Linked DNA regions of Homo sapiens: region 2 is linked to region 1. A link is a contact called in ENCODE Hi-C or POLR2A ChIA-PET data. All regions are on one chromosome and are shown on one strand. The core of a region is the stretch at or near the end of the contact, and the rest is flanking DNA. Distances in the headings are between cores, read along the strand shown.

Region 1 (5,387 bases), core at 892-3,391:
TTGGGAGGCTGAGGCAGGAGAATGGCATGAACCCGGGAGGCGGAGCTTGCAGTGAGCCGAGATCTTGCCACTGCACTCCAGCCTGGGAGACAGCAAGACTCCGTCTCAAAATAAATAAATAAATAATAAAAAAATAAAAATAAAAATTTAAATTTATCTATCTAAGGTCTAGAAGGTTATGCACTACATTTTTTAACTAGGGTGACCTCTGAGGAGCGAGACTGGGAAAGAGAGGATAGAAAATAGGGTTTGCATTTTTCACTTTGCACATTTCTTATTGTTTGAATTTTTATCCCCACCCTATATTAGTAACATAATAATAATTCTAAGACAAAACATTTTCTTCATATGTTTAATGTTTGAGCTCTAAATTTTGTTATTTGGGTATTCTAATTTTTATTCTCTTCCTCTCTTTCCCAGATTTATCTTAAGTATCTGGAGAAAGTCTTTTATTTCATTCTTCTCTCTCTCTCTTTTTTTTTTTATTTTTTTGAGAAGGAGTCTTGCTTTGTCGCCCAGGCCGGACTGCAGTGGCGCTATCTCGGCTCACTGCAAGCTCCGCCTCCCGGGTTCATGCCATTCTCCTGCCTCAGCCTCCTGAGTAGCTGGGATTACAGGTGCCCGCCACGGCGCCCGGCTAATTTTTTGTATTTTTAGTAGAGACGGGGTTTCACCGAGTTAGCCAAGATGGTCTCGATCTCCTGACCTCATGATCCGCCCACCTCGGCCTCCCAAAGTGCTGGGATTACAGGTGTGAGCCACCGCACCCGGCCTCTCTCTCTTTTTTTTTTTTTTTTTTTTTTTTTTTGAGACAGAGTTTCACTCTTGTCACCCAGGCCGGAGTGTAATGGTACGATGTCTGCTCACTGCAACCTCTGCCTCCCAGGTTCAAGTGATTCTCATGCCTTGGCCTCCCGAGTAGCTGGGATTACAGGCATGCACCACCACGCCCGGCTAATTTTTGTATTTTTTAGTAAAGACAGTGTTTCACAATGTTAGCCAGACTGGTCTCGAACTCCTGACCTTAGGTGATCCACCTTTTTTAGGGTTCAGAACATTGAAAGTGATTGGTTGTTTCAACTCAATTATCTACAATACGTAGCCATAGTCAGCATAGTAACTCAATGTTGTTCTTAATTTCCACTCAGTCCTAAGCTGGTTCGTGAAGACCTGCCTTAATGAAGTCTCAAAGTTTTTGACTTCCACATTCATACTTCCAAGTAGTGAGTGGGTGTTCAGTCACTTTTTATACAGAGATGCATTAGTTCTCTGAGAGCACTCCTACACCACTCCCTTGAAGATCTCACTTACACAAAGTAAGGTTTCCTTGACTATCTCTATACTAGTAATTTCATTTCCGTATATTCCACCCAGCTATCCCCTGAGCCCCAGACTGCTCTAACCAGTACTCACTTGATGTCTCCATTTGGAGATGGTACCACTGATACCATTAGCTAGGAAGAAAAATGAGGTCAGGAGGGATAAAATGATGAGCAGTTACTCTAGCTTCCGTTTCTCCTTCACCTCCACATCTCAGTAGTATTTTGAGAGACCACTCCTGGCAAAAATTCTGAATCAGTCTGTCCATTCTGAATTCTGATGTCTCCAATCAGGAGAGATCAAATACACAGTAATTTGAATAGGGGAAGTTACATATATGTAATTACTAACTATAAGTTAGTAATAGGGGTACTGAGGTAAGTGAGGATGGGGTAATGACGGATTAACTAGTAAGAAGTAAAGAGAACTCTTAATAATATGGGAATAGCAGGTACAAGGAGGAGCCCTAGCTCTAGGTCTGAGATAGAGTGCCCAAGAAGAACCTCCTTTTCCCTCAAGAGCTCAGATTCAGACTTTGGAGCGGGCACAGCCATGGATCTCTGGAACACAGAAAACTTGCCGTGATGCCACACTGGCAGAACTTCATGAAAACCTGCCCCTGGGATTTTCCAGAAACCTTTAAGGTGTCAGGGACAGTTGTTTATGGGGTGCATCTCACCTACAAAGCTATCTGATGTGGCTCCAGGAGAGGCTGCCCTCTGCTGGTTGCTGCTGGGAACTACACACTGCAGGAGCCAGACACTGAAGAAGCTGCAAATGTTACGAAACCTGGCCAGGGGTGGGAACCGGTGCTCTAGAGGCAGCTGCTGGCTACTAGGTGCTGCTGACTGCCAGGCACTGCAGGAGCCGGGAAACTAGAAACACTGTCAGCATACTACAGAAGCTCAGTGTTGGAGAGAGCTATGCTCTGCAGGAGCTGGTCCCTGGGGAAGCCTCATGTGATGCAGGAGCCTGTGGCACACACACAGGAATCAGGAAGTAAAAGCTTTCCTCCTGTAATGCCTGTCCAATTCTGACAAAGCTTCTGTGCCATCTGGGAAAGAAAAATATTGAAAGGTTCCAGATCTGTTTTCACAGAGCAGGCAAAAAGTATGAATTGGGAGCAACTAGCACAGCAAGTCATCTCCATCCTCTCTAACCTCATTGGCCACTGCCTTAGGTCAGGTTCACTCACTTGCTTGCTCTTTTTATTCCTTGTCTGGACTGTTGAAAGAGTCTAGGAACTGGGCCCCTGGCCTGGCTGCCACTGGCCCAAAGGATGACATGTGAATGTGAAAAAGGAGGCCCTTCCTTCGGGTGTACAGAGCACAATGCCCGGCTCTCAGCTCTTACTGACCCTTGCTAGGTACACCGGGCACAGCTCAGAACAGAAGCCTGGCTCCTCACCTGCTCCCGGTCTCCAATCTTCCCTGCTCATATCACTCCTCAAACCCATGCACCACACTGCCACCACTTTTCTCAAACTTAAAATTGAAAGTATAATTCACCTTTTCAGCACCCCTCAATACTTCTCTACTGCCCATTAAATAAAATCTGAACTCCTTAGCTAGGCATACATGGTCATCTGTGATCTGCTCCTTGCCTGTTATCCAGTATGTTGAATGACTAAATGAGAGAAGGCAAAACAAAACAACAACAAAAAAAACAAAAACCCCACTAAAGACAGAATGCACTAGTGAATCCCAGGGCAGAAGTTGAAAATTAAACAAGAAATGCTGGAGGAGAGAGTCTATGACTCTGGAAGGAGACAACAACAAACAAATTTGAGTGCAGCCTCTGGCTTGGCTCTAAGCTACAGGAGTAAGCCTGTTAGACAGCATTCCCTGTTGGGTGCATTATTTTCTCTGTATATATCTCCCCTACCAGGACTAGACATTTTTGTTGTTGTTGTTTTTGTTTTTTGAGATGGAGTCTCACTCTGTCATCCAGGCCGGAGTGCAGTGGTGCAATCTCGGCTCACTGAAACCTCCACTGCCCAGGTTCAAGCGATTTTCCTACCTCAGCCTCCTGAGTAGCTGGGATTACAGGTGCCTGCCACCACGCCCAGCTAATTTTTGTATTTTTAGTAGAGACGGGGTTTCACCATGTTGGCCAGGCTGGTCTCGAATTCCTGACCTCAGATGATCCACCTGCCTCAGCCTCCCAAAGTGCTGGGATTATAGATGTGAGCCACCTCACTCAGCCTAGGGCTCAAGGTTTTTACAGTCATTTCTGACTATCCCTTTCCCCATATTCCTATCACATTGGCCAGTCAAGCCCACCCTTTCATAGTCTCCCTACTCCCTGCTTAGTCCTCATTCTTGCTGCCTTGGGAATCTAATCCTCACTGCCTCATATTTACAGTACTGGATCCATATCCCACATGGCCACTCATTCAACAGCATGGCCCTGCGCTAGATGCTGGAGACACAGACATGAATGACACAAGACCTGCAGCCTGACCTTCCTATCTTTGCCAGGACAATCTTGCCTACTTTTAGCAAGTTAGTCTCCTGCTCAGGGACCTCTAAAGGCACCCTGATGCCTACCCAATCAATTCTAAATTCATACGTTGCTTTCTTTTAATCACTCAACAAGTACTACTAAAGGCTTACTGTGTGCCAAGCACTACGTATAAGGCAGTGGTCAAAAGAGGCACTGGCCCTGCCCTTAAGGAACTTATTATCTAGTGTGGAAGACAGACATAAAAACTATATTCACAGAAATAATAATGCAAATAGGGCTGAGCGCAGTGGCTAATGCCTGTAATCCCAGAACTTTGGGAGGCCAAGGCGGGCAGATCCCAAGGTCAGGAGATCGAGACCATCCTGGCTAACACAGTGAAACCCCGTCTCTACTAAAAATACAAAAATTAGCCGGGCGTGGTGGCGGGCGCCTGTAGCCCCAGCTACTCCAGAGGCTGAGGCAGGAGAATTGCTTGAACCCAGGAGGCGGAGTTTGCAGTGAGCCAAGATCGCGCCACTGCACTCCAGCCTGGGCGCCAGAGCGAGACTCTGTCTCAAAAAAAAAAAAAAAAACCCACAAAGAAATAATAATGAAAATAAAATAATTATATAATTATTATTCTTTAATTATAGTTGTGAGTAATATGAATGTCAAGGGGTGCCATAAGAATGTATAAACAAGAGATCTAATCTAAGCCAAAAAGTAAGATAAGGCCAGAGATCTGAGTAGGAGTCCAGGTTTAGGTGTGTGTTGGGAGTACAGGTGTTCTCAGAAAAAGGGGACAGCTCATTCAGAAGTTATTTAGTCACTTGACACTTGAGTCATCACCAAATCTCTGGATCTCAGGTACCTCAAATATTGATTCTGTTCTGGATGACTATTTTACCAAACAAGAGCCAAATTGCAAGCTCTTATAACTCAATAATAAAAAGATAAATAACCCAATTAAAAATGGGCAAAGTATCAGAATATTCGTTTCTCCAAAGATCTACAAATCACCAATAAACGCATGAAAGCATTATCATTATCGCTAGGGAAATGCAAACCAAAACCACATCGAGATACCACTTTAAACCCACTAGAGTGGTTATAATTTTTTTTGAGACAGATTTTTGCTCTTGTTGCCCAGGCTGGAGTACAATGGCACGATCTTGGCTCACCGCAACCTCCGCCTACCAGGTTCAAGCAATTCTCCTGCCTCAGCCTCCCGAGTAACTGGGATTACAGGCATGTACCACCACGCCCGGCTAACTTTGTATTTTTAGTAGAGACGGGGTTTCGCCATGTTGAGGCTGGTCTCAAACTCCTGACCTCAGGTGATCCGCCCACCTCAGCCTCCCAAAGTGCTGGGATTACAGGCATAAGCCACCACGCCTGGTCAATTTTTTTTAATACAATATAACAAGTATTGGTGAGGATGTGGAGAAATTGGAAGCCACATACACTGCTGGTGGCAGTGTGAAATGTAAAATGAATGCAGCCACTGTGGAAAACTGTTTGGCAGTTTCCCCCCAAATTAACCGTAGGGTTACTATACAATCCAGCAATTCCATTCCTAGGTGTATACCTAAGAGAGATAAAAACATGTGCTCGTACAAAAA
Region 2 (6,059 bases), core at 3,116-5,615, 280 kb before region 1:
TGATGTCCAGGAAATATAACCTTAGGGTTGTGATGGGGGCCAATTATTTATTTTTCTTGCTTGACCTTGGTCACAAATTATTGGTGCTATAAATGTGAACTGATCTCCTGCCAAAGGAGAGAATGAATGGGCTTGAGGAGAATTTTAAAGCATTGACAAAGGGTTCCTAGATGTCATTAAAAAAAATGATTCAGGGCCAGGCGCAATGGCTCATGCCTGTAATCCCTACACTTTGCGAAGCTGAGAGGGGAGAATTGTTTCAGCCCAGGATTTTGGAGCTACAGGGAACTATTAATATAATCGTACCACTTGCACTCCAGCCTGGGCAATGGAGTGAGACCCTGTCTCAAAAAAAATAAGTAAATAAAATACATTAAAAAAAAAAAGAAAGAAATGATTCAGAAAGAAAAGGGACTCAGGGGGACAAAGAGAACATAAAGAGAAGTCACTCTGATTAATAAATAGATATGGAAATAAAGAGGAAATTCCCAATTCCTGTTTGGAGAAAAAATTAAAAGTATAGTCTCTGCACAAGGAGAATAAATTTGGACCTTCTGGAGAAGGGAGACACAGCAGCTAACAGACTTACCATGAGGTTCAACTCCTCATGAGCCTGCAGAGGTAGCTACCCAGATTGTCTTCTTCCAGCATGTATTAAAGTATGTAGCATTGGTTAAAATGCCTTCCACAGGATGTTAAAAAGAAATTCACAAGAAGATTGGGGGGCGGGGGGGTGTCAATCATTGAATACACTTGGAAAATTGAGTCAAACATAATTCTTTTCTGTTTGATATTGTAGAGCTTTTAATGTAGATTCTAACCTGCTGAGATCATGCAAAAGCAAGAGAAAGTATTTCATTCCCAAATTTACCTGACCACAGAATCCCCTTACCCCAGAGCCTCTTGAGACCAATATTTTACCGAATTCATTGGTGAAAGCCCCTGCATTCGAGTGCACATACTCATATAACTTACAGACTCTTTCTCCTGTCTGCCTGCGGGCATGGTGGCAAATGACACATTTGGAGGAATCCTGGTTAGTATCTCTAGTGACCTTTGATGTCTTGGGTAGCAAGCTAAGGGACATGGGCAAAGGCAATGCTTTAGTCTCTTCCTCAGCCGTGAGTCATAATTTTAGAAGAAACAGGCACATATGGGGAACACAGAGCTGCTCTGTAGCTGATCTGAGAACGACTGTTCTTCTGGACCATGGATTTTGATGCTGGAATAAGAGGACCCTGGCAAGGAATTGGGAGCTTATCACATAAACCAAGCGGAATATTTTTGGCCAGATACTTGAGGACCAAACAGAAGAGCTTTAAAATGAGATTTAAGTAGGATAAAGTAGAGTGTTCAAATTAAACTCTAAAATCACAGCCCACAGAAGGGCAGCAGGTGCAAGCTACAAATAAGAGGCGTGGCTAAGGTGGTGCCAAGCAGCTCTCCCAAGGAACTGGCTGGGAGGACCACTGGGGCCACACCTACAGCTGGGACAAGTTTGCCAACCACACAGTGAGAGGGGCAAACTGAATGATTCGTATTCCTTAGGGGAGAGGAGCACGACCTTAGAGATTGCAGTCAGAGACATGGTGGGGCAGGACACACAGCTGCACCACCAGGCCAGGTGAGGATGACAAGTTCACATAAATTGCAGTCTCTGAAATGGGTGGCAGGGATGTATACACAAGAATAAGAAGTCACAAACGTCAGAGTGGAAGCAAAGTAGAGAGCATATGGATGAGATTTTCAAAAGGATGAAATAGAAAGGATTTTGCTGGCAGGGTCTACCGCAGTCTTCTCAGGCAGAGCGAGGCTCTGGCTCATGCTTTCCTATTTAAGATTTTTTAAACTGGCACAGGAAGAAGATGGAATAGGGAAGAGAAGGGGGGTATTTATCCAGGCATCTGCCCTATCGAGTGCATTTTTGACTTGCCTTGCTAACAATTTCATGATGGGAAAGGTAAGGGAAACAAGGAGGGAGCGACTTACCGTGGACTTAATTCTAGACAAGATGCCTCTAACCAGCCGATGGTGGGGAAGGCACAGGAAACATAGGCAGAAATAACCAGACCATCCTAGAGTTTTAGGATTGCAAAAGGAAGACACAGGATGCATACTTCAGTGTGTGCTCTCTGCTACCCTTTCCACTTCTGCTGCTTCTCACTCTCCCTCTGGCGTCTCCATTCCCCTCCTAAGTAGAACTCCAGCCCAGACTTCAGGGTCACCGCCGGGGATGTAGGGTAGAGGAGTCTCCAGGTTTCTTTCCCAGGAAGTTGAGGAAAGCAAAGATCCCCAATCCCAATTCAGCGGAAAAGATGTGCTCCCTGTACTTTAAGTTGGAACTCAGAATCATGAGGCCACGAAGCCAGTTTTATATACAACAATGGAGTTCTACTGTGCCTTTATTGGAGTGTATATCATGAGACATATATATATATATATATATATAGTATACATACACGTGTGTGTATTCTTTTGTTTGTTTGTTTGTTTGTTTTCCTGAGACAGAGTCTCACTCTGTCGCCCAGGCTGGAGTGCAGTGGCCACCTCTGCCTCCCAGGTTCAAGCAATTCTCCTGCCTCAGCCTCCCAAGCAGCTCAGAATACATGCACCCGCCACCACGCCTGGCTAATTTTTGTATTTTTAGTAGAGATGGGGTGTCACCGTATTGGCCAGGCTGGTCTTGAACTCCCAGACCTCATGATCCGCCCGCCTCAGCCTCCCAAATTGCTGGGTTTACAGGCGTGACCCACTGCGCCTGGCCTAATTTTTGTATTTTTAGTAGAGACAGGGTGTCACCATGTTGGCCAGGCTGGTCTCAAACTCCTGACCTCAAGTGATCCGCCCGCCTCAGTCTCCCAAAGTGCTGGGATTACAGGCGTGAGCCACCGCACCCGACCATGTGTGTGTATTCTTAATTAATATTGCCAGCAACCCCTGCAAGGTAGGTCATATTGTGTCAATTCAAAAATAGAGAAACTAAGAGACAGACTAAATGATTTGCCCAAGGTCACATGGCAGGTAAGTGACTGAACTGTGGCTTGAACCCAGGCCTTTCTGCCTTCCCACCAGAACTCCTTCAGCTCCAGTAAGCTCTCTCTAAAACGAGACATTGTAGTTTGGGTACCTAATGGGTTAATTGGCTCTTGTGGGTTAGCCTGGGAACCCAACCTCAACATCACATTGTTTCTATGGGGAAATGTGCTCAGAGTGACAAACAACTGGCTTAACCAAGGAACTTTTGTAACCCGACCTATCATAAAGCAGGCACTGCCTCGTGTTCAGAAAGACTGGCTGGGGAGCGAGAGGGGAGAACAGGATCAGCCAGCCTGCATCCCCTCAGACTCTGTGATCCCGTTCCAGTCTAGCTGTAGGTTTGCCAAGGAACAACCATCTCACACGTCTACAAATAGCCACCATAGTACCTACCGCAGGGGGTAGACGTGAGGATCAAAAGAGCGCGACCCTTGGGTGCATAAAGCAGCCAGTGCAGGTCAGACCCACGGTCAACATTTATGAAGTGGGAAGTGAGATTCCTCTCAACAGCTGGGGGCCGGCAGAGCTCAGCTGGCTCCCTCAGGACCCACCCGGCGGTCACGGTAGTGTGAGGGTGTGGACCTGCTTCCAGGGTTTGCCTCTGCTCCTCCAGACAGTTCCACCTTTTAGTCTTGGTTGATCAGGACCCAGGAAGTCACCTTCCACAGCGAGAGGCTCAGCTCCAGCAGGACAGCCACCTTCTCTAAGCCTTCAAGGCTCAGTTTCTAACACGAGGCCTCACCCACCTGTATCTTCACTGTCCCCACCGCCTTCAGATACCAGTTCCCAGGGCTGATGGATGTGTAAATGCTGGAAAGCACAGCTAAGGAATCACTACAGAACCTCAGGAGTGAGCATTCCTGTCCGCCTTTTCCCCGTCCCTCCAGGCAGGGATTTCTTTTTGTCCCAGTATTTGACTTTGCTCTCCGTTAACTGCCAAGAGCAAGCTTATTCCATGCCCTCCACCCTCCGCCAAATCAGCCTGAAGGGGATTTTCTTTCCACGAATAACTCTTCAAAGGGAGAAAGGATTGCTAAGAAGCAGCCAAACTGTGAGGGTTTTTTCTTTCTTTCTTTTTTCTTTTTGGATGAGGGAAAGGAGCTATTTTCTCTTGGCAAGGACAGATACTAACTGGAAAAACACCCTGGAGACCCAGGCCATCAGGAAAGGAAAACCCTGACAACATGGTCCTGGCCTTGCCTGCCCCTCAGCATTCTCCCCTGAGGGCCACCCCCAAAGTGGTGCCTTTCACAGCACAGTGGCCATTCTCCAGTCAGGCTGCTGGGCCTTTGGAGAGACTCTCTGGCCTCAGAGGGGCAGTGTCTGCGAGCACATTTGGTAACAGTGGATCATGAGTCTCAGGGAAGCCTTCTTGTTGCGGCCTGTGTGTGTGCCCGCACGTGCACACGTGTGTCCTTGTGTGCTGCACTGGGAAAGGATCCGATTTCAGACTTTGGCAATCTTCGTGCTTGGAGTCCTGCCCTTAGGAGGAGATACTGTCAGGTGCCAGACAGAATTCGGAGATCCTATCAATGGAGAATGTGTCCTTGGTCCGCAGAAACACACTGTCTTATATGGAAGAGAAGGGTCACTGTTCAGAGGCAGTAGATTCTTAGGGGCCCAGAATTACCCTTGAAGGGGTACAGAGGCTGCTCTAAATATGAGGCTTATGGGTTTGGCCCTTTGTTACTCTGGGACAAGAGTGGAGACTGGAGACCAATGGGGAGGCCCAGATCATGGACTCTGCTAAAGAGTGTCAGGGTCCCAGCCAACCTCAAGCTGGGATCCTACAGCCATACCGGTGGCGCATGTGGTAGATGTGAGTAAACCCAGCTCACAGGCATGAATGAGAATGACTCACAGCTTTGCAGTCACTAGCTCTGGTGACTTCGGTTGACTTTTCCATTTCTCTCAGGTGCCTCTGGGGCATAGCAACAGGAGCCAGGGAGAGTAAACCAGTAAGGAGTATGGGCTGGAAGACGGGGTTTGTATTCCAGCTCCATACCTCCCAGCTGCATCACCAAGAACTGATCTCGGTTTCCTAAGCTGTACCGTGAGAAGGCTGCCATGGCTTAGAAGAGAACCACCATGGAGCCCTGGTATAGAGTAGTAATTTTACATGTACCCTTTTACTATGGAATAGTGCACTATTTTTATTCATTCTCCCACTGCCTCCCACCATGGGTGCCATATTGAGTAAGACTTTTTTCAGCCATAAAGCTCTTCTAAGTAATCATTTGTTTCCCCATTTTGATTATTCAGGATTCAATTGCCATTCAATCCGTGTCTCTGGTTACCAAGCAGTAACTGATATAACTGATTTAATTCCATTGCACATCAAAAAAATTATAGTTTAACCCACTAGTTAGCCTATGCTGTCTTTATTATGATTAAATGCACAAATACTATTTTACATTAAGACATATTGACAGCAGCTCCTGGACTCCATTTACACTTTGGAAGAACTCTTTGGAACCTGTGATCCCCTGGCTATAATAAGTCCCTGAACCCTGAAGACCTCTTAGTTGCAAACAGTATGTCATCTGTGATTTTACAGTTAATTTCTCACACATGGAAATGACTCAAGAAGTGTCTTCAGAGGTTATTAAGAGGATTCCATAGTTATACAATAAAATACATCCTACTCAAGTTTCTCCCTCCTTCCTCAGCCTTTTTTTTTCTGAGCCCCTTCTTGAGATCTCCCCTTTCCTGTTCTCCATCTTTCTGCCCACTCTTCCTGGTCTCTGGCCTCCAGTCTTCCCATCATTCACCACCCTAGATTTTTCTGAGTGCCATGAACACCAGTCTTGTCCCAAGTATGGAAACAAGCCAGGGAATACCTCGCGCCTTGAAGCTGAAACACATCGAGCCAACACAAATCTGTTGGCAGGAACAGCAGGCACAAGAGTCACATTCAGAGTACAAAAACAGCTATTTATAAAGCCTCCTTCCTGATTTTTGGGTGTTCACTTTCCCTTGAACCAAAGGGGCCACTGCCCCCTCTTGGAAAAGATGATTCCATG

The links. A loop is a pair of places that touch in the nucleus more often than their neighbours do. ChIA-PET counts read pairs that join two places held with the same protein, here RNA polymerase II (POLR2A). Pooled maps may share reads with other maps.
Region 2: a pooled map of gastrocnemius medialis shows a loop between it and region 1 (3-fold over the local background). The contact joins two enhancer-like sites. A Hi-C loop is called at or near these places in 1 of 168 maps with a recorded cell type or tissue (gastrocnemius medialis), 1 of 37 single-sample maps with no recorded cell type and 4 of 50 pooled maps. POLR2A ChIA-PET finds 5 or more read pairs at or near these places in 4 of 52 experiments (GM12878, OCI-LY7, activated CD8-positive, alpha-beta T cell and 1 more).

The regions. Positions count from the first base shown.
Region 1 is chr3:185,940,350-185,945,736 of GRCh38, reverse strand. No RefSeq gene overlaps it. Among named protein-coding and RNA genes, the nearest start is that of TRA2B, 5.0 kb to the right of the region's middle. Within about 2 kb of position 2,141, at least 14 of the 41 ENCODE cell types and tissues checked have a DNase peak (open chromatin) inside an H3K27ac peak, as active enhancers do; they include gastrocnemius medialis, where a contact is called at or near this core.
Region 2 is chr3:186,219,402-186,225,460 of GRCh38, reverse strand. The region is part of intron 20 of DGKG (diacylglycerol kinase gamma); the gene reads left to right. Among named protein-coding and RNA genes, the nearest start is that of ETV5, 110 kb to the right of the region's middle. RefSeq lists enhancers at 3,062-3,975, 4,734-4,803. Within about 2 kb of position 4,365, at least 7 of the 41 ENCODE cell types and tissues checked have a DNase peak (open chromatin) inside an H3K27ac peak, as active enhancers do; they include gastrocnemius medialis, where a contact is called at or near this core.